6 separate regions of the Homo sapiens genome follow, and regions 1, 2, 4, 5 and 6 are each linked to region 3. The links are chromatin contacts, found by Hi-C or POLR2A ChIA-PET in ENCODE. All regions are on one chromosome and are shown on one strand. Each heading gives the region's core, a stretch centred on a gene start or an enhancer-like site at or near the end of the contact. The rest is flanking DNA. Distances are from core to core; before and after follow the strand shown.

Region 1 (2,720 bases), core at 114-2,613, 350 kb before region 3:
TGTGTGTGTACTTTGGCTTTTACTCTGAGGGAGACCAGAAGTTACCAGATGGTTTTGAGAAGAGAAGTAAGATGATCTAACTTAATATTTTAACATAATAACTCTGACTGCAATGTTAGGAATAGACTCAAACGAGAAGAATCAGGATGCTAGTTCAGAAATCCAGGTGTGAGATCTTGGTGGCTCAGACCACAATGGGAGCAATAGCCGAGGTGGGAAGTAGTTGGATTGTGGATTTACTTTGATGGTGAAAGCAATAGGATTTCCTGACTATTGGGGGAGGAGGGGGAGAGAAAGAAAGGAGTCCAGGATGATTCCAAGGTTTTTAGTCTGAAGACTGGGTCAAGGAATTACAGATAAATTGGAAGTCACTCTTGATTTTAAGGAAAACATTGGATAAAATATTGGCCTAGCATATGATGCAAGTGCTTTAAAAATTACGCACACGATATCCGTCCCTCACAACCCCAACACAGTACCAGACAGTCTATAAAGAAAGCTCCCATGGGTTTTTCTAGTTGTTTTGAAAAGAAAGTTACTATCGGTTACTTTAAAATGAATGAAAATCAATTAGGTTTGTTTGCAGGGATGAGGAAATTGCTTCGATGTGGTGATTATGCTAGGACCTGGCACCTTCTGTAACTCAAATAAGGAAGGTTCTTCCTAGGAAGGATTCCAGACCGGCTGGGTGCAGGTTCTATCTTTTTTCCCCAGACTCACTCTGTGCTGCAGGCAAGTTGCTTAATTGATGCCTCCATTTTCCTACCTGTAAATTGAGGGCAGGATGAATGATACTAAAGCTTTGAGGTCCTTTCAGGAAGGTGTTCTGTAATGTCAAGGTCTTATTAGAGACCTTAAGAAGAAGTTAGCTTCCTTCTCCTGATTTCTGGGAAGCCAGCTGCAAATGACTGGGATTTAATGAGTTAGCAAGACAGTGAGTTATTTAAAAAGCAATGAGATCAGTGCTTCCACATCAATAAATGTGTGTGATTGCCCCAGGAGAGATGTGCCTGCCTACATTCATCAGCCCATAAAGGTGACTATAGGGGCATGGGCTTGAGCTTAGGTCTCCTGATTTTTGACCCTGCTGTCAGAGCTGCGGAGACTGTCTCCTGGCTGCCTGACCCTGGGGCAGGTGGGATGAGCTGGAGTCCCTCCACCAGCACGGGTCCTCCTTCCAGGGCCCATAAATCTCCTGTGGGGTAGTGAGGTAATGCTTAGATCAGTGCACCAGTCTTCCTGAGATGACCCCAGGCAGTAGGGTTATTCTGTACATAGAGGGCAGACAGCTCACTCTGTTAAAAAGCACTCTGCCTGCTGACTGATGACTGGTGAGCAGGATGAATTCAATTCCTTGCCTCACACTTTCCACAGCTCCTCCAGCCAAGTTCTTCAAGTGTTGGAGGGAAAGGAGGGTCAACTGAACTAATTATTTTTTAAGAACTGTCTCCAGTCTCCCTGCTCAGTGAATTTCAAAACTCAAGGCCACAAGTTCTCTAAGTTCAAGTGTGACTCCAATCAGATTCCCGAAAGGTGGCTACTGCAAGAGAAAACAAGGCAAATAGGACCAATCAGCTCTGGGTCTGTCAGGAAATCCAACACTCCCATCAAAATGTGGATGGACCTGGCCAACATGGAGAAATCCCATCTCTACTAAAAATGCAAAAATTAGCCGAGCATGGTGGCATGCACCTGTAATCCCAGCTACTCGGGAGGCTGAGGCAGGAAAATCGCTTGAACCTGGGAGGCAGAGGTTTCAGTGAGCCGAGATTGCACTACTGCAGTCCAGCCTGGAGGACAGAGCGAGACTCCATCTCAAACAAACAAACAAACAAACAAACAAAAACACAAAAATATTGATGGAGTAGAGGAATCCTTTTAAGCAAAGTCTCATTGTTAGCAAAAGTTCCACACACGGTTCTTCAGCATGTTCACCCTCATTATGGCAGCAATATAAGTTTCTATTTTTCTAATACTTGTTGTATAAAGGTTAAAAAAAAGGTGTGGCTTAAGCTCTCCAGAAAATTACAGTGAGTGTCATGGAACGATTACGAACTGGATGTCCTGTGAGATAATTGTAACTTTGCCACTTAATTAATTAGTTATTCTGGGCAACTTATTTAACCACTCCAAGCCCTGGTTTCTTTATCTGCAAAATGTAAAACAATAGTGTGTGACCTGGTATCCACAGTTTTCCAGTAGACCCCCTACTGAAGGTCTTGACGCATAAGATCAGAACTAAATAGGCTTGCTAATTATCCTACTTATGTCTTTCCTTGTCTTGCATCTCTCTCTGCATTAAGAATGTAAGTTTCATGAGGGTATTAAATTATATAAGCAGTACACCATTAGCCTGAGGCTGTCTCTGTTCTTTGAGCTCCTACATAATGAACTGCAATCTAACTTGTACATAAACAAACCAAAAGCTAACTTAGGAGTATAAAAAACAGCCAAGCTTCATCCAGTCACAGGCAGCTAACTCAGCACATCATGCCCAAATAAGGCAGATGCTAGCTGCAAATAATCAGGTGATTTCTCTACTGTGTTTCTGTGTCTGGCCTATGAAAGCTCATCACTCATACTGCTGGGTGGAGCTTTCTGAACCTCTTCTGGTTCTGAGTGTTGCCCAATTCATCGATTGTTCTCCACAGAAATAAACTCTTCTAAATTTAATTTATCTGAAGTTTCTCTTTTAACAAGGGCAAGGACTTGGCTTGATT
Region 2 (2,741 bases), core at 241-2,740, 300 kb before region 3:
CTACCCCACCCTCAGAGACCCAGCTCCCCATTCCCTGTCCTAACTCTGCAAGAGTTCCTGGTTCTTCCTGAGAGGTAGATGGTCATTAAACATGGGGGAAAACAACCTAGATTTAAAGTGCAGAAATCAGCTGGATTATAATCTGAGTTTCATGAGATCGTTGTGAAGATTTTTCTACAATGAGGTTTATGAAAACATCTTGTAAACTCTAAAGTGCTATCCAAATGGAAGGACATGTATTTATTTTCCAGAGGTTAGCACAGGAAATATTCACTGTCAAATAGTGTCAGAAGGGAAAAGAGAGAGCTAAAAGATAGCTTCACACCAAGGGAAATGCAAGGTGGAGGCATAGACTTAGGAGAAAGGTAGCAAAGTCAAAAGAGAAGAGCTAGTTGCAAGACTGCAGCCATAAATTGTGTTGGGATAATGCCTTTACTCCCAACTCTTTAGTGAACTCACTGCATTGATGAGATTTGTGGCTCAAGTGGATTTGATTTACCCCCAAGTAAATTGGCAGCTTTGAGGTAGATGACATGCGATAAGGGAGGCCACGTAGTCTCAGGAGTGGAAGCTCTGAGAATGCTTAGGAAGTGAGGCTGGGAGACAGTATAGCAAAGAGCTTTTGATGGACACTCACTGTGAAGTAGAATTCAGGCCAAAGAGTAGGAGAATCTCTGAGGGGAAAGCAAGCCTAGAGCGGAATTTAAGTCACACACTTGTATACAGTAGGGAGTGAAAGATTTGGTATATATAATAGATGCTGTAGGACCTCAAATGAGATGACTAGAGTAATATCTAGAAGGGATTCATTGAAGAAACACTTTCTCATTTTCTACCTTCTCTCCTATGCCCCTAAATCTATTACCATCTTTGTTTCCCTGTCATCCTCTCTCTTTTCCTTTTGTCCTGCCTGTGCCTGAAGGTGTCTATGGTTTTAAAGATTGAGTCTAAACAGCGGTCTCACCAACGCCCTCCCTGGGTCACTCCCCTCCTTTGCCAGAGCCGGCATTGGCACTGCTGGGAAAGAACTCTGCGCAATGCAAGGCAGACTGCATGGACTCGTGCCTGACCCTATCCCCACCCCATTCCCATGCCATACTATTCACCCTGTCAGACAAAAAGGAAAAATGCTGGCACCATGCAGATGATCCAGAACAATGTCCACAGTTTCCAATATAAACTGTGCAGCTCAGGGCTCCCACCCTGCCGAGCGTCCAGTAACTTTTGCTGAGCCATCCAAGCCCAAGGGAAAATAACCCACTGTGAAAGAACAAAGGCAGCCTTAGCTCAGGCCTGTCCCCACCAGTCAGGAGAGGCAGGCGACAGCACCTCTGGGCCAGTGCGGTCCCTGGAGGGCGGCCAAACAGGCTGTTCTGAGCATGACAAGGCAAGGGAGGGGCCCAAGAGGCCCCAGTCAATGAGAAATAGATCTGCCTGAGAAATAATAATGAATGAAAAGGCGCAGTGACAAAGCCTTGCCTCCGAGCTGGTTTGGCACACCCTCAGATCTAATGATATGTTCAGAAAGAAAAATCCACAGGCAAGATTTGGAATCCTTTAAGCCAACTAGTCATCCACAAACAGGCCCAATGATCTTGGTTTTACCAGCAGGCATTCCAAGAAAGGGCTCTTGGGCCTGACAGCTGTCCTTCTTCAACAGGCTCAGCACTTGTCAGTGCTGGAATGTGAAATAGCCTATTTGGGAGCAGAGGGATGGACTAGATGAACCTATGAGCTCACGTAATTCCAGGTCAAACAGGCAGTGAGAATGAGACTAGTACCTGTGACTGTGAAAAGACATACTGGTGAGGGAATAGAAGCAAAGATCAGAAGGAGGGGTCAGGAGGAGCAGGGTCTTTTTCAGTTCTCAAATATTTGCTGAGCTTTCCTTGAGACTTGAGAGCTGAGCACAGTGAGGTTAGGGGACAAAAATAACAGATGCCACCCCACTCTCAGAGTGCTTATGAGATTATCTACCTAAAAGTGCCTTAAAAAACATTTTAAGGGGGTCAGAGAGTATTATTGTCATTACCAAAGATGCCTGGAGATCATCTGACTCTGGATCCAAGTCTGATAGCTTGGTGGAGCTGCTTGGAAGTGGGTATTGAGTTTGTGAAGGCTTGCGTGGGTTCAGGCTCAGCAAAAGGAATGCGTTGATTCATTAGTGCTGTTTGTAATGGATAGAAGGGAATGCTACATATCCAATGACCTGAGTTCCAATCTAATTTGGCCTATTTTACAAATAAAACAGCTGAGTTCCGGGAAGAGGAGATGGCAAAGTTGAACAAAATGGGCACTAGATTGTCACAGCTAAGCCTTCGCTCACCCTGCCCTGGGAGAGCAGGACAGATGAGCAAACTCCAGGAGATGCCGGCGATGCCACACAATCGCACAATCGTAGGGAGGAAGAGAGAAAGGAAGGGAGGGGCTGGGAAGGCTTCTAGAGGCCACAAAGCAGCACCATGTAAACACATACGTGGTTTCCAATGAAACAACAGCTCCCACTTAACCCTCCTTCTCTTTTCCTGACCATGGAAGGTTGAGGTTAGGTTGCCAGGAAAGTGGCAAAACTTTCCCATAGATCCTACCCTGGGTTGAACTTTGAAAGAGTATTATAGATTTCTTAAGAAGTGAAGTGTTACAGGCCACAGTTTATGATGATTAGGTGAGAGTTAAAGCACACATTTTATTCTACATCATAATAGAGCTAGTTGTATACCAGTCCCTCTTTGTGAAATTAA
Region 3 (2,994 bases), core at 117-2,616:
GAGCTGGGACCTTCTCCCCTAACCCTTACTGCATATGTGAGAGAAGCCAGACCTGCTGGATCGACTGGAAATGCCCAGTGCCTGAGACGGGGAGGAAAGAGAAGCCGTGGGGAGGAAAAGACTGTAAACCTAAAAGGCATTGAAGTCCCACCTCACCAGTTAGGCAGGGAGGAGAAAGAGGCCTAGGGCGCTCGGGAACTTGGAATAAGGTTGCCCTCTGCGGGTGAAACTGTGAAATATCTCACAGTGGAGGAGGGCGGAGACTGTTCGCAGAGGGGCCCGGCGAAAACGTCACCCTACTGGAGGTACGAACGCATCGCAGACTGGGGGCGCCCGAGCGCATCCCAGACGCGAGGGCAAAGGCCCAGGAGGACTGTGGGGCTCTCGGAAGTATCCGATCACCTTGCGAGGAGTCCGCCGGCTGTCCGAGCCTGATGTCACTGCAACTTCGATTCCTCCGACGCCCCTACTCTTACTTCCCAGTCTTCAGGCAACTTCTCCGCTTCGGCCTCCCCTAGGCCTTGGCCCCAGAGAGGGGACGCACTCCACAGGTGGATTCGCACGTGTGGGCCCTCGGCAGCACTTTCTCGTGCAAATTAACAGGTGGCCCTCATTGTGGAAGCACCGCCCAGCCTTTCCCGGGGAGGTCACCAGGGCGAGGCCGCTCAAGGTCTGCAGGCGCCCGGCGTTAGCGGGATCCTCCCCGCGCACTGGTCCGAGGAGGCCAGGAGAGGGCGAACCAGTCCCCGACCAGCGGCCCTTCCGGGGGTGGGCTCTGACCCCACCGAGCGGTTAGAGGGTCCAGGAGCTCCAAAGGGTAGGGCAGAATTGGGTAGATGAGGGTGCATTTTTCTGGGAGGAGTCTAAGGCGTCGCTGACTCTCAAAGGCCCGCATCCGGAGAAAGGGAAAGAGCCCCGTCCCGGGAGGAAGGACGAGAGGCTGGCCCGCGGGAAGGAGCCCTGGCAGTCCCTCCTGGCCTAGGTCTACCTCTTTGATCTCACCGTCCCCGTGGCGGCGAGTGCCACCAAAGATGAGAGAGGCCAGCAGGTATCGGGAGAGAGCTGAGGGGTCGGCGCCGGCGGGACCCCAGATTGGAGCCGCCGTCGTCGGACGGGCAGACCCTGCTGTAATAGCTCCCGGCCGGCCACGGTAGGCAGGTGGGGCCCACCGCGAGTCCTAGTGAAAAACACCTTCCTCTTGATTCTCTCAAAGGAACCCGAGCCCTGGGAAGGGACATCAAGGCGCTCCCGAGACTCCGGAGACGGCCAACAGCCCCAAAAGAGAGTACTCGGCTATCCAGCCGCCCTTATCCAAGCGGAGAATCTCTCTCCACCTCCGCCCTCCCGGGACTCAAAGTTGTTTGTGGAGCCTCCAGGTTTCCTTGTAGATGGGCACGATATGCACTGTGTGCGCGCGCGCGCACACACACACACACACACACACACACACACACACACACGTATATGTATTTTTCCAGTGGCCACTGCAGGATTGCCAGCTTTCGGAAATGAGCATCCGCTCTCTCTCTCGGGACTGGGCGTGGGGTTCACCGAAAGGAGAGGAAGAGACCTTGCGTTTGCGCTGGGCCTGCTCGATGCCAGGCCATTCTAGGCTTCTGTCTATCCTGGTTTCTGGTCTGTGCGTTGTGGGTAGCAGCATTGGCGTATTACGCCGGAGGGAGCAGGCTGAGCGAGGCTCCAGAAGGTGCGCAATAGCCGGAGAGGAAAGGGCGATGCTGTCACCTAGCCCCCTCCCTGAGACTCCATTCAGCCCAGAAAAAGGAGCTGCTTTCTCCCCCATCTACCCTAGGAGAAAATAAACGGTCGCTGGCATTTTCCTGCGTCTTTTAATTTTGCCAGAACTGTTTTGGGTTGGCTATTGTGGGCCAGGATGGAGGCCTTCTCCTCCCGGGAGCAAACCTGCCCACGCCCAGGCCGGCAGTGGAGTCAGCCTTGCCCCAGCCTGCCCTCCAGGGAAACAATGCCCCTTTGTCCCTCGCCCTCCCGGGGCTGATACAGCCCCTCCCCTTAGCTTAGGGCTCCCTCCCGTTAGAGCATTCCAATGATTGCCACAAGTCACACTTTTCTTTGAGGTCTCTGCCTGGGAAGAAAACAAAGCAGCCCTCCTAATCACACGGAGGGAGTGGAACTTTTCCTGCCCTCTGACTATGTGCCAGCCTTGGCTCCTCCCTGAAGCCCTGTCTAGAGGGCTTATTAGGTCACTTATGTTTTGTACCTCGTGTGAAGTCCCACAATCAGTAGATTATAGAGGGGAGCACAAACCCAGCAGTGTCTGACATAGAGAAATTACACATACATACATACACACATACATACATACATACACACACACACATACACACATACATATACATACATACATACATACATACACACACATACATACACACATACATACACACATACACATACATACATACATACATATATACATACATATATATAGTCTTTCCACCACCCAGGATTGAAAATTAATGCTGTTTTTGACATTGTCCGTTATCCACCCAAACCCTCCAAAAAGGCTGGCTGGCATTTGCTTGGCTCTAGTTCTACCTGCCCACCTTCTCCTTTGCCTAATCCTGAGTTTTCCCCTTCCCCACGTGTGTTCCCCTTGAGCACTTTTTTGCTAACTTCCTGCATGCTACTGTCATCTCAGAGACTGATTCCTGGGGAGCCCAACCTGTAACATGGAGCTCAGTGGAAAGCACATGGAATGTGGACTGAGACATGACTGTGTTCAAACCCTGGCTCTGTCGCTAAGTGGTTACTTGGTTTGGGGCAAGGCATTTAATCCCTCTAAAGTTCACTTTCATCTGGGGGGAAAAGATAACTGTGAGGATTAAGTGAGTTTATATATAGTGTATGAGTGCCTGGACCACTGAAGCAGTGCAGCAGATGTTAGCTCCTCCTTCAGTAATATTTATTGAACATGGCATCCCAAGTGTTACTAGAATTTATATTTCTACTTTATAA
Region 4 (3,007 bases), core at 324-2,823, 270 kb after region 3:
AAACTCCAGATTCAATTTAAAAAATTACCTATATATCTCTCAATATTCTAAAAAGAGAGGAACTTTGAGGATGATAGACTCACCAAGAGAGGGAGTCCTGGCTCACTTGGAATGGTCTCGGGATGTCTACCTGCCAGGAACAGAGGCAGATAAAGGAAGCACATCAAAGATACCCTGTCATGCTTGATAAAAAGGCAACAGAAACAGTAAACCATAATGACATTTTTTTATGACAGAAAGCTTCTTTTATTTTGACAACACAGAACTTTAAGAAAGGAATTTCATTGCTTCTGATTTATTTCCCATTTGTGACCTAATTCCTTATCACGATGGGCCTGCGCAACTTAAAACACATTGCTATCTCTTGTGGTTCCTGAGGCCCCAGCCCAGATGTCAGAATGGAGGCCAGTGTTCCTTCAGGGCACAGACGTGTACCACTTGGAATGACTACAAAGAACTGCTGGGATTGAGAACTTCTCTCCTGGGGTGTACAAGGGGCCAAGAGAAAGGTCAGAGCTCAGGGGGTGGCTCGCATGATGTACACATGTGGGATCAGCGTGGGAAGGTGACAACTCGGAAGGGTCATACAAACCCTAAACACAAATGCAGTACTCCAGCTGTCTTCCTGGAGTCATCCTGACAGGTAGAGACTGGGGAGCTGCAAGAGTGCATCTTTACGTGAATTGAGTCATATTTGCACACGCACACAGATGGCGCTCCCTGCAGAGGAGTCCTCGGGGTAGAAGCAGGACAGACAAGAAGCCAGGCAGACAGGAGCATGAGCCTCCTGCCTCCCAGCATCCACCCAACTTGCACATGCAAGTCCCTTGACTCTGCAACAGGTAGACCTGGGTTCAAATCCCCACCCTGCCATCTTTTGCACATTACTTGCCCAGGGTTGTTTGAGTTTCAGTCTCCTGGGGTTTAAAGTGGGGATGATGACGAGGTTGTTGTGACTGAAGAAGATAATGCATATAAATCACACTGATGATTACTCGGGGGCTAGAGATGCATCCTTCACACTCCCCCAGAGCTCACATCAAGGAAGCTTTTCCTATGCTAGGGCTGGGGGTGGGTGAGGAGACAGGCTTTCGCTGAAAAGGCATGACCAGAGAATAAACAGCAGGAACCACTCTCTCTTAAACACAGTGATCCCAGGGGAGGGGCCTTCATGTGGAGATTCTCATGAGTCTTACTCTGTTCTGCTTCAGTCTCTGAGGCTCCTGGCCTGGATTTCGCCCATTTACCGTGTGACTCCTTCCCACCAAAGTCCCGCTTTCTTCTCCTGTGACCCCAAGACACTGACAAAACAGCTCCCATCTCCCATTTCCATCCTCAGGCTCAGAGAGCCATGGCTGACTCCAGGCTGCCTGGGTGAATTCCTGAGACAGAGCCAGTTTACAGTGATCATTTGCAGGCTCTGAACTAAGGAACCTCAAAAGTGGACACTCACATGTGATCAAAGTGGACACCCAGGCACACAGTCTCCCTGCGTTTCCTTTCTCCTTATTTGTCTGGAGGAGCCAGGAGTGGGCGGGCTGCAAGCTGCGATGGTCTGGATGATTCATTTCCTCCTCAGAGTCAAGAGCTGCGTGTTGGTGTCAGCGTGAGGCCCACAAGGGGGGAGCCGAGGGCCTCTGAAGCAAAACATTAAGTGGGGTACAATGAAATGAAACATTTATTGAGCATCAGTTTATAAGTTCTTTAAGGAAGAAAGGAGCAAGCGAGAGAAAAGAGTCATTTTGCCATTTTATCCATTTATTATGTACAATATTAAGGCACAAGTTTAAGCAGCAAAGGAGAGGAAAATCTTTGGCTGACCAACAGCATCAATATTTGCTGTGGGGGACAGGCAGTGTTCTTGGAATCCCCACACTGGTACACAGACCCATTTGGCTGTATGGCCATGTACATCACCCCTCAATACAGACTGGCAATATGAAGACGTCAAACGTTACAGCCAGATACCAGTCTGCTGGGAAGAGCCGGCACGAGCACGGCACACTGCCACCAAGCACAGCGACACACACACACAGAGCAGGTTGGAGGGCAGCGGCAGCAGGACAGCTGAAATCGGGTGCCCATGCTTACCACTGTTTCACAGAATTTTACACAATTCTGTAAGTGCTCATGGAGGAGGAGGCTCCCTGTTCCTCCTCAAAAGGAAAAAAAACAAAAAACAAAAAAACACCTTGATTCAAATAAAACCAATGTGGATATATTTGCTTACATTCCGTTTTGTAATAAATACTTACAGGTGTCTCTATGTGAACAGACTCCTAGGCACAATCACATGTAAACACAACACCGGGCATCCAGACTTTGGGGGCTGATACAAGAAAACGCTGTATATGTAGTTCAATATAGAGAGAGCAGTATTCTAATTCTGTGAAGAAGCAAAGTTTCATGACAAAGAAACACCCCAGTCACATCATAACATGACAATAACATGCACTAAAGTAAACACAGTTTTACAGAATACCTACCAGATGTTTATATGAATGATTATGCACTTATATCTGTAGTGTATGCAGAGATGTGAACACATAGGAGGCATGGCAAGAGAATTGATTTTTAAAAATCTGTGTGCTAATGAGGATGATCCCCCCTTGAAGTGGACACTTTGAGAGGCTCTGAGGCCAAAGACTCATTCCAAGAAATTTCTTAGGGATTTTTTTAGAAACAAAAATGGTGTAACTTACCTTAATTGCCATCTTTTTTCATCCAACTGTGCTATCAAGCACTTGAGATTATTTCCAGAACTTAAATCCATCCTCAAAGGAGGAGGATTTCTCATCTCTAAGGGTAAACCAAAGGAACATGCCAAGCCCTGAAGGCCATTCTAGTAGAAGAGTTCCCAAGATATTTTTACTTGGCAGCACTATAGTCAATGAGCACATAGTCTCCCAAAAGACACCTTTTAAGGAGGGCGGGGTGAGATGAACACTTTGATCTTCTGTATGTTAGGAAAAGAAATTCCCACAAACAACCCTATAGTCATACCTCA
Region 5 (2,980 bases), core at 468-2,967, 380 kb after region 3:
GAAGCAGGGAGCCATGATTGTTTAATATTTCAAGCCTTGACTTTTTGCTTCCCGAAAAGGAAGGAAATTTTCTGGAACTGTAGCTATTAATAGCCCTCTATTCTGGTTTAATTCGTTTATGGTGAGCAGGTTAGCACGTTACTGCTTTGGTTAGCCGAAAGCATCTTCGAGGTATCACAACTGGCTCTCGAGACCACGTACCCCACCACCACCAAGGCCTTCTATAAGCAGTACAAAAACTCAGTTCTCATAACATGCCTCAGGAGAAGAAAATGGGAAACCAAGGCCTCACAGAGAAAGGGAGCTGAGGGACCATGGGGACAAAATGTTGGGTCCAAACCGCATCGTCTCAGGAGGCCGCACGCTCAGGGCCCACCTCTGAAACCCCAGTCCAGGTGATCCACACGCTAGCCCGGCCAAAAGGTATTTGCCACGCGGAGACAGGAAACCAACACCGAAGCCAAAAAGGCAAAAATCTTCGAACAAAAATGGAAAAGGAAAGTCTTCCTAGTCATCAGTAAAGATAGGAAGAGTAGGGTGGGCGAGGCGCGGGAGCTTTGCGCAGATACCCGGGATTCTCGGCCTGGGGCTCTGAGGGGGGAAACTTGGACACGTCGCCGCGAGCGCAGTCCAGGTAGCGGAGGCCCTAGAGGTGCGCGCCAGGGCTCGTCTGCTCTGCCGCCGCGTCCTCCAGCCCGGCCGCCTATGGGGCACGCTCGGTCCCTGTCCCGGCACTAGGCCACCGTTCCGCTCGGCTGTCATCGGCCAACGTACCACTCTCCCTCCTGCCACAAATGTCACATTCCAAGAAAAAACAGTTCCATTTGGAAAGTTTAAATTTTCTCCCCGCGAAAGCAGATTATTGTAAAGGCAGCCCTAACAGGCAAGCGGGAGCTGGATGTAACTCTCCAGTTTGTCAAAGAAACTTGTCTGGGGAGAGAACAAAGAAGGAGCAGCAGCTAACGCGATCCGAGCGTCTGGGGCTGGGGTGCGACCCTTTCGTCGCCCCCACCCGCCAGAGCCGGGTCTGGCCGGCGGGCAGAAAGGGTCCAGTCCACAGCGCCAGAGCCCGTCGGGCGGGCCGGTGCGCGCGCCTTTGTCTCGCGCCGGGGAAAGCTGCACCGGACACCCCCTTCCGTCCCCTCCCTCGCCGCGAGACCCGCGCGCGGGCGCGGGCGCGCCTCGGAGTGTCTGGCCATATGGCTGCGCCCCTCAGGAAAGGCCAGCCCCGCGTCGGGCGCGCAGCACCCCGGGGCCCAAACCCCGGGGCCACAACTTCAGTCAACGTGGGTCGCGGGGCGGCAAGACGCTGAGGCCCGGCCCGCAGGCAACTGGACCTGGAGCGGGGCAAGGGAACCCGCTTAAAAACAACAATCTGGGATCTCAGCCCCGGGCCCCCAGAAGCTGCCCCCTTCCGTGAGCAGCAGGGGCCCGGGGAGCCCGGGGCGACTGGGTTCTTCGCGTGGGAGACTCGGAGACGCCCTCCCGGCACCTCGAGTGGGGGCTGGTTACCTTTCACCGCAGGCTCACAAGTTCCCCGGCGCAACTTTGCCCTCCACATGAGGCGATCATGGCTAGTTCAGTCCCTCGGCTGGGGAAGACGGCTGCCGGGCAGCGCGGGGAAGTGGCGCCGGACAATCAACCCCATTCACACAGGGCTTCACCTCCAGCCCCAAACCCGACAACCGCTGCTGGGTCCTAGAGCTTCTCGCGCGCTCCCGCCGCCGTCCGCGCTCCCCGCTCCCCGCGCGCGGGCCGGGGAGGGTCGCCCGGGCTCGTCACTAGAACCCTACACTCCACCCCCGCCGTGGCGCCCGGCCGCTGGGCCCTAGAGCCCGTCTGCAGACACCCGCCGCCCCTCCCCGGGCCGCGAGACTGCCAGGCTGAAATTGCCCAGAGCTCAAGCTGACGTGTCTCCCTGAGACTTAGGAGGGCGACAGCATCCCTTCCTTTGTCCCCTGCCGGGTTTTGATTAATTTCAGACTCACCAGTTCTCCCTCCACTTTGTCTTCCTTCCCCACCAGCCCAATGCCGGCCAAAATTCTGTTTCCGGATCTGCCCAAAAGTCTAGATTTGCTTAGGTTGGTTTTTTTTCTTCTTAAGTGGAATTTCCAGGTAGAAAGTGGCCACACTTTTCTCAGCATTCCCCAGGCCCCAGTGCTTCCATCACGCACTTGAGATTGGGCGATAAGCTGCTACTATGTGCTCCGTTGACAAACAGAAGGGCCAAAACAGACCTGACAGCCTCGGATATTAAATGTGTTCGCAGAACCGTACATCCTCTGGCCATAAATCCCCAGGCTGTTATCTGCCTGAGTAGAGGTAAAGAAAGTAAGCGACTCTGGGAAAATGTTGCCCCACCTCTTAAAATCAGGCTGTGCTGAGAACTACTCATCCACCTCATTATATTGGTTTATACTGGCGGCTCTCTGGAGCCCTAATCTGGGGTGCCCGAGCCTGCCCCATAGCACTTCTGCCTGGCTTTTTCCGGGCAGCTCTACTGCTTGGAGAAGAGAAAGCTAGGTAACTGTACAGTTGCTGCCCAGGATGTTAGTGGGAGAGTTAGCGCACACCAAGCCTCTCTTATCTGGTGCTCCCTGCCTCTGTTTACCTGCTATCTAGGTCCGGCCTTCAGGGACTCCTCCCTGGATTGTGGCAGTTCCCTAACTAGACTGCCAGCAGTTTTACCTCTCATCAGTTCTGGTGGGTTGCATGTCCTGATTCTGATTCCCCTGATGGGCCCTCCTACTGAGTAAACTCTGCTCTCAAGATAAAGCCCAAATGTAATCATTTAACAATTATTTATGAAATGCCTACTCCATTTAAAGTCATCTACCCTGGTACACACAAAAGAAACTTAGCACACAAAAGAAACTTAGAGCAGCTGACCAGCCCTTCAAGGATCTGTTATCTGTCTAAGAAGACAAGATGTGTGAACAGAAAACAGGCAAGCAACAAAGCAGGAGATCCAAGTACTGCA
Region 6 (3,094 bases), core at 431-2,930, 360 kb after region 3:
CACCAAGAATGGCTCCTTTTTCTTAACAAAATCTGCACGTCATTTGTCAACATGAAAACTCCTTTGCTTCTCTCTCTTTGAGCATGACTGCTTTTTTGGCTTGCTTTTCTGAAGCACTGAAAACTTCCTTCCCATATGGTTTTATGCATTGCTTTCTTTGTAACAGAGGCCTTTAGCTAATGTGACTCTGAGCAAGACTATTTTCCCTACTCAAGAGTGGCAATAACAACGGCTTCATTGTTGAAGGGAAAAAAAATGAATTAAGGTGAATGAAGTGAGTTGTCTGGGGGAGGCAAGAGGAGCAACAGAAACCGTGGTGAGCCACTCCTCTGATTCACCTGCCACTGGAACTACTAATTCCCAAGGGTCAGTTCCTGAATCTGTCCACAGGCCATTAATACAACAGGCTCAAAGTCTCCATGAGGTTTAAACCCTGGAGGACGTGAAACTGTCATTCCGCTATCATACAATACACACAACTAGGAAGTCCCTTGTCCTTAAATTCCACTGCCGGCATGCCACTCCCTTACACATAATGATTTGGACTATAACTTCAGGGTGGAATTTTTGTGGTTTTCAAGGCTGTCTCTAAACAGGGCCCCCTTTAGCTGTGCATAGTCCTGCTGGTCCCCTCAGCATCCCAGCATCCTGTGAACATGTCATCCTCATTCTCCAAGTGCCACCTTCTGGCTTCACATGCACCCCTAACTACTCTAAAGTTCATCCTAGTAAATGTACCTCTTCAGTTTACCGCCTCTAGAACGCCTCTCAACACCATCCCCCATGCCCTGACTGATCTCCCTTCCCTCAACTGTCACCACACTTATGATCTGAGGCACACAAAACTTGTGGTACTTAAATTTCACCTGCCTAGTATTTTGCAGTAGTCATTTAATAGGCTGGTGTTATGGCCCTGGTGAAGTCATTACCCTTTGAAGACAGGCAGTGTACTGTGTACTTGCTAATTTCTGCAAGCATGTAGCATGTAAGACATATGCTTCTTACTACGTGCTGACTGATGGCAAGAACATGGCGGTATTCTCTGGAATGTTCTCAGTACCAAGTAAGAGTTAAAGAAAAGACAAAGATCCCTCCAAAGCCAGTCTCTATGAGAATTCCAGATAATTCCTTGTACCTTTCAGCTCCGTAAGATGAGGGGGCCCTTACTCTCCCCTATGCAGCAAATACTAGTGCTTTCAACTCTACAGGCCAGCGACCCATTCCTCAAAGAGACCACTAACTGCAGAACAACTCCCAGGTGTTATGTCACCAACGGGCAAAGCTTTCTGCCAGCTACATGTAATCCAAAACCTCCTAATGATTTAAAAACAATTTCACTGTCTAGATTACAATAACCTCCTATAACTTTATAACAGAGATTTTAACCACAGCAACAAACAATTCTGTGGCTTCTATCTTACCTTTCAAAGAGCTAAGGAATTTGCTGAGTGTGCCAGCAGCCTCAAAGTTAAATGTAAGCCATCAAGCCTTCTGATTCCGGCAGAACTCGAGGTTTTTCTAGGGAGCCGAATACTCCGCTCAAGGAGAAGGATACCCTGGAAACAATGTTTTCAAAAGGGCTGGAGAACCTATGACCAGTACCTGAAAAATAAGGGCCAGCCTGTTTAGGAGTCCTCATGTGAAACCAAGCCAGCTCATCTGGATTAGCTGATTCACAATCTTAAGGGCAGCACTGACAGGCAGCAGTGCCTCCTCCAAACACCTGCATGCAACACATGTTTTTAAAAAGGAAACAGTGCCGGGCACGGTGGCTCAAGCCTGTAATCCCAGCACTTCGGGAGGCCGAGGAGGGTGGATTACTTGAGGTCAGGAGTTCGAGACCAGCCTGGCCAACATGGTGAAACCCTGTCTCTACTAAAAATACAAAAATTAGCCAGGCATGGTGGCGGGCACCTGTAGTCTCAGCTACTCGGGAGGCTGAGGCAGGAGAATCACTTGAACCCAGGAGGCAAAGGTTGCAGTGAGCCAAGACTGCGCCACTGCACTCCAGCCTGGGTGACAGAGCTAGACTCTGTCTCAAAAAATAAAAATACAGAAATAAATAAAAAGGAAACAGTAAGCTCCACCACTAAACTAAAAGCACTCCCTGGAATATGCTTTCTCACTCTCTTTTCCCCCAAGCAACCATTACCTGAAACCCGAGGTTTGGAGTTGGGGGTTGAGGGGTGGGGTTTACAAGATTCCCAACCCCTACATGGCAGGTCTTTTGAATGGGCATCAAACTTGAATTCTAAACCCTGGACCAATCCATATGTTCCAGAAAACAAGTGAAATCAAGACCCCGACACCTATTTAACTTAGACTCTCTCTGAAAGTGGAATGTGTGTTGAATAACTTCAAACTTGTCTGAAGTTTAACTTTGTAATGCTTACTTAAAAATCTTTGAGATATTATCAATATAAACCAAAATGCAGAGCACATGCTTAACCTTTAAAGTAACAATTGAGTCCAAGAGATCACTGTGAGTGGAGCTATAAATAGCAAGAAATGAGTAAGACTGTCCTTGGCCCTTAGGATTTTACGATTTGGTTCCAGAGACCAACGTGCACACAACTACCCATTTTTATTGCAAAGTATGTTAAAGGAACATACTGCTTTGGAGTTCCATGAGTAATCATTACTACCTGTTGACTGACGGAAGGGACATAGAGCTTCAGTGACAAGGAGAAAGAGATATGTGGGCTGAAATTGAACCGGAGGGAAAATGAGGAGGATGTTAATCCACTGTGGGGTGTGGAGAAGGTGGTAGTGAGGGAAGATCGGCCCAACATGGGAAAAACAAAAGCATAGGACTGGGTTATGAAAGTGTTGTCTCTTTAAGGAATAGAGAGTTCAGCGTAGCTTAGTTATGGGTAAGGAGAAGGGGGTTAAAAGCATGAGTACATTATTTTCCTAACATGTTAGAGCTGGAAAATAAATTAGAGATTAGGTAGTTCAACTTCCAACTATTACCTACCATGTTCCCTTCCTGATAGTCACCTAAGTAAATCCTTTCAATGTTAGGGAACACTGAACTCACTGTCTAAGTCTAGGGGCAGGTTCTATCTACCTTCCATTACAGAAGCCAACCCTG

What was found. A loop is a pair of places that touch in the nucleus more often than their neighbours do. ChIA-PET counts read pairs that join two places held with the same protein, here RNA polymerase II (POLR2A). Pooled maps may share reads with other maps.
Region 1: a loop to region 3 is called in a map with no recorded cell type, with 2.2 times the contacts of the local background. The contact joins the enhancer-like site here to the promoter of LNCRNA-IUR in region 3. A Hi-C loop is called at or near these places in 2 of 168 maps with a recorded cell type or tissue (esophagus muscularis mucosa and sigmoid colon), 3 of 37 single-sample maps with no recorded cell type and 10 of 50 pooled maps.
Region 2: a loop to region 3 is called in a map of ascending aorta, with 2.5 times the contacts of the local background. The contact joins the enhancer-like site here to the promoter of LNCRNA-IUR in region 3. A Hi-C loop is called at or near these places in 2 of 168 maps with a recorded cell type or tissue (ascending aorta and dorsolateral prefrontal cortex), 4 of 37 single-sample maps with no recorded cell type and 12 of 50 pooled maps. POLR2A ChIA-PET finds 5 or more read pairs at or near these places in 2 of 52 experiments (OCI-LY7 and Panc1).
Region 4: a loop to region 3 is called in a pooled map, with 9 times the contacts of the local background. The contact joins the enhancer-like site here to the promoter of LNCRNA-IUR in region 3. A Hi-C loop is called at or near these places in 1 of 168 maps with a recorded cell type or tissue (mammary epithelial cell) and 6 of 50 pooled maps. POLR2A ChIA-PET finds 5 or more read pairs at or near these places in 1 of 52 experiments (PC-9).
Region 5: a loop to region 3 is called in a map of HCT116, with 2.5 times the contacts of the local background. The contact joins the promoter of AMOTL1 here to the promoter of LNCRNA-IUR in region 3. A Hi-C loop is called at or near these places in 2 of 168 maps with a recorded cell type or tissue (HCT116 and MCF 10A), 1 of 37 single-sample maps with no recorded cell type and 7 of 50 pooled maps.
Region 6: a loop to region 3 is called in a map of CD4-positive, alpha-beta memory T cell, with 11 times the contacts of the local background. The contact joins the enhancer-like site here to the promoter of LNCRNA-IUR in region 3. A Hi-C loop is called at or near these places in 3 of 168 maps with a recorded cell type or tissue (CD4-positive, alpha-beta T cell, CD4-positive, alpha-beta memory T cell and naive thymus-derived CD4-positive, alpha-beta T cell), 3 of 37 single-sample maps with no recorded cell type and 9 of 50 pooled maps.

What each region holds. Positions count from the first base shown.
Region 1 is chr11:95,500,461-95,503,180 of GRCh38, reverse strand. No RefSeq gene overlaps it. Among named protein-coding and RNA genes, the nearest start is that of SESN3, 270 kb to the right of the region's middle. Within about 2 kb of position 1,363, at least 2 of the 41 ENCODE cell types and tissues checked have a DNase peak (open chromatin) inside an H3K27ac peak, as active enhancers do.
Region 2 is chr11:95,452,585-95,455,325 of GRCh38, reverse strand. No RefSeq gene overlaps it. Among named protein-coding and RNA genes, the nearest start is that of SESN3, 220 kb to the right of the region's middle. Within about 2 kb of position 1,490, at least 9 of the 41 ENCODE cell types and tissues checked have a DNase peak (open chromatin) inside an H3K27ac peak, as active enhancers do; they include ascending aorta and dorsolateral prefrontal cortex, where a contact is called at or near this core.
Region 3 is chr11:95,148,911-95,151,904 of GRCh38, reverse strand. It overlaps LNCRNA-IUR (lncRNA imatinib upregulated), which reads right to left and starts at 1,366. Exons shown (of 3, transcript NR_110303.1): 1 at 157-1,366. RefSeq lists a silencer at 137-246 and enhancers at 767-896, 497-1,038, 1,039-1,580.
Region 4 is chr11:94,875,402-94,878,408 of GRCh38, reverse strand. AMOTL1 (angiomotin like 1) reads right to left here. Exons shown (of 13, transcript NM_130847.3): 13 at 1,661-3,007. Among named protein-coding and RNA genes, the nearest start is that of CWC15, 97 kb to the left of the region's middle. RefSeq lists an enhancer at 1,474-1,985. Within about 2 kb of position 1,573, at least 15 of the 41 ENCODE cell types and tissues checked have a DNase peak (open chromatin) inside an H3K27ac peak, as active enhancers do.
Region 5 is chr11:94,767,093-94,770,072 of GRCh38, reverse strand. It overlaps AMOTL1 (angiomotin like 1), which reads right to left and starts at 1,717. Exons shown (of 13, transcript NM_130847.3): 1 at 1,513-1,717. The coding sequence starts at 1,561.
Region 6 is chr11:94,788,122-94,791,215 of GRCh38, reverse strand. The region is part of intron 1 of AMOTL1 (angiomotin like 1); the gene reads right to left. Among named protein-coding and RNA genes, the nearest start is that of AMOTL1, 21 kb to the right of the region's middle. RefSeq lists enhancers at 1,359-1,859, 1,860-2,360. Within about 2 kb of position 1,680, at least 5 of the 41 ENCODE cell types and tissues checked have a DNase peak (open chromatin) inside an H3K27ac peak, as active enhancers do.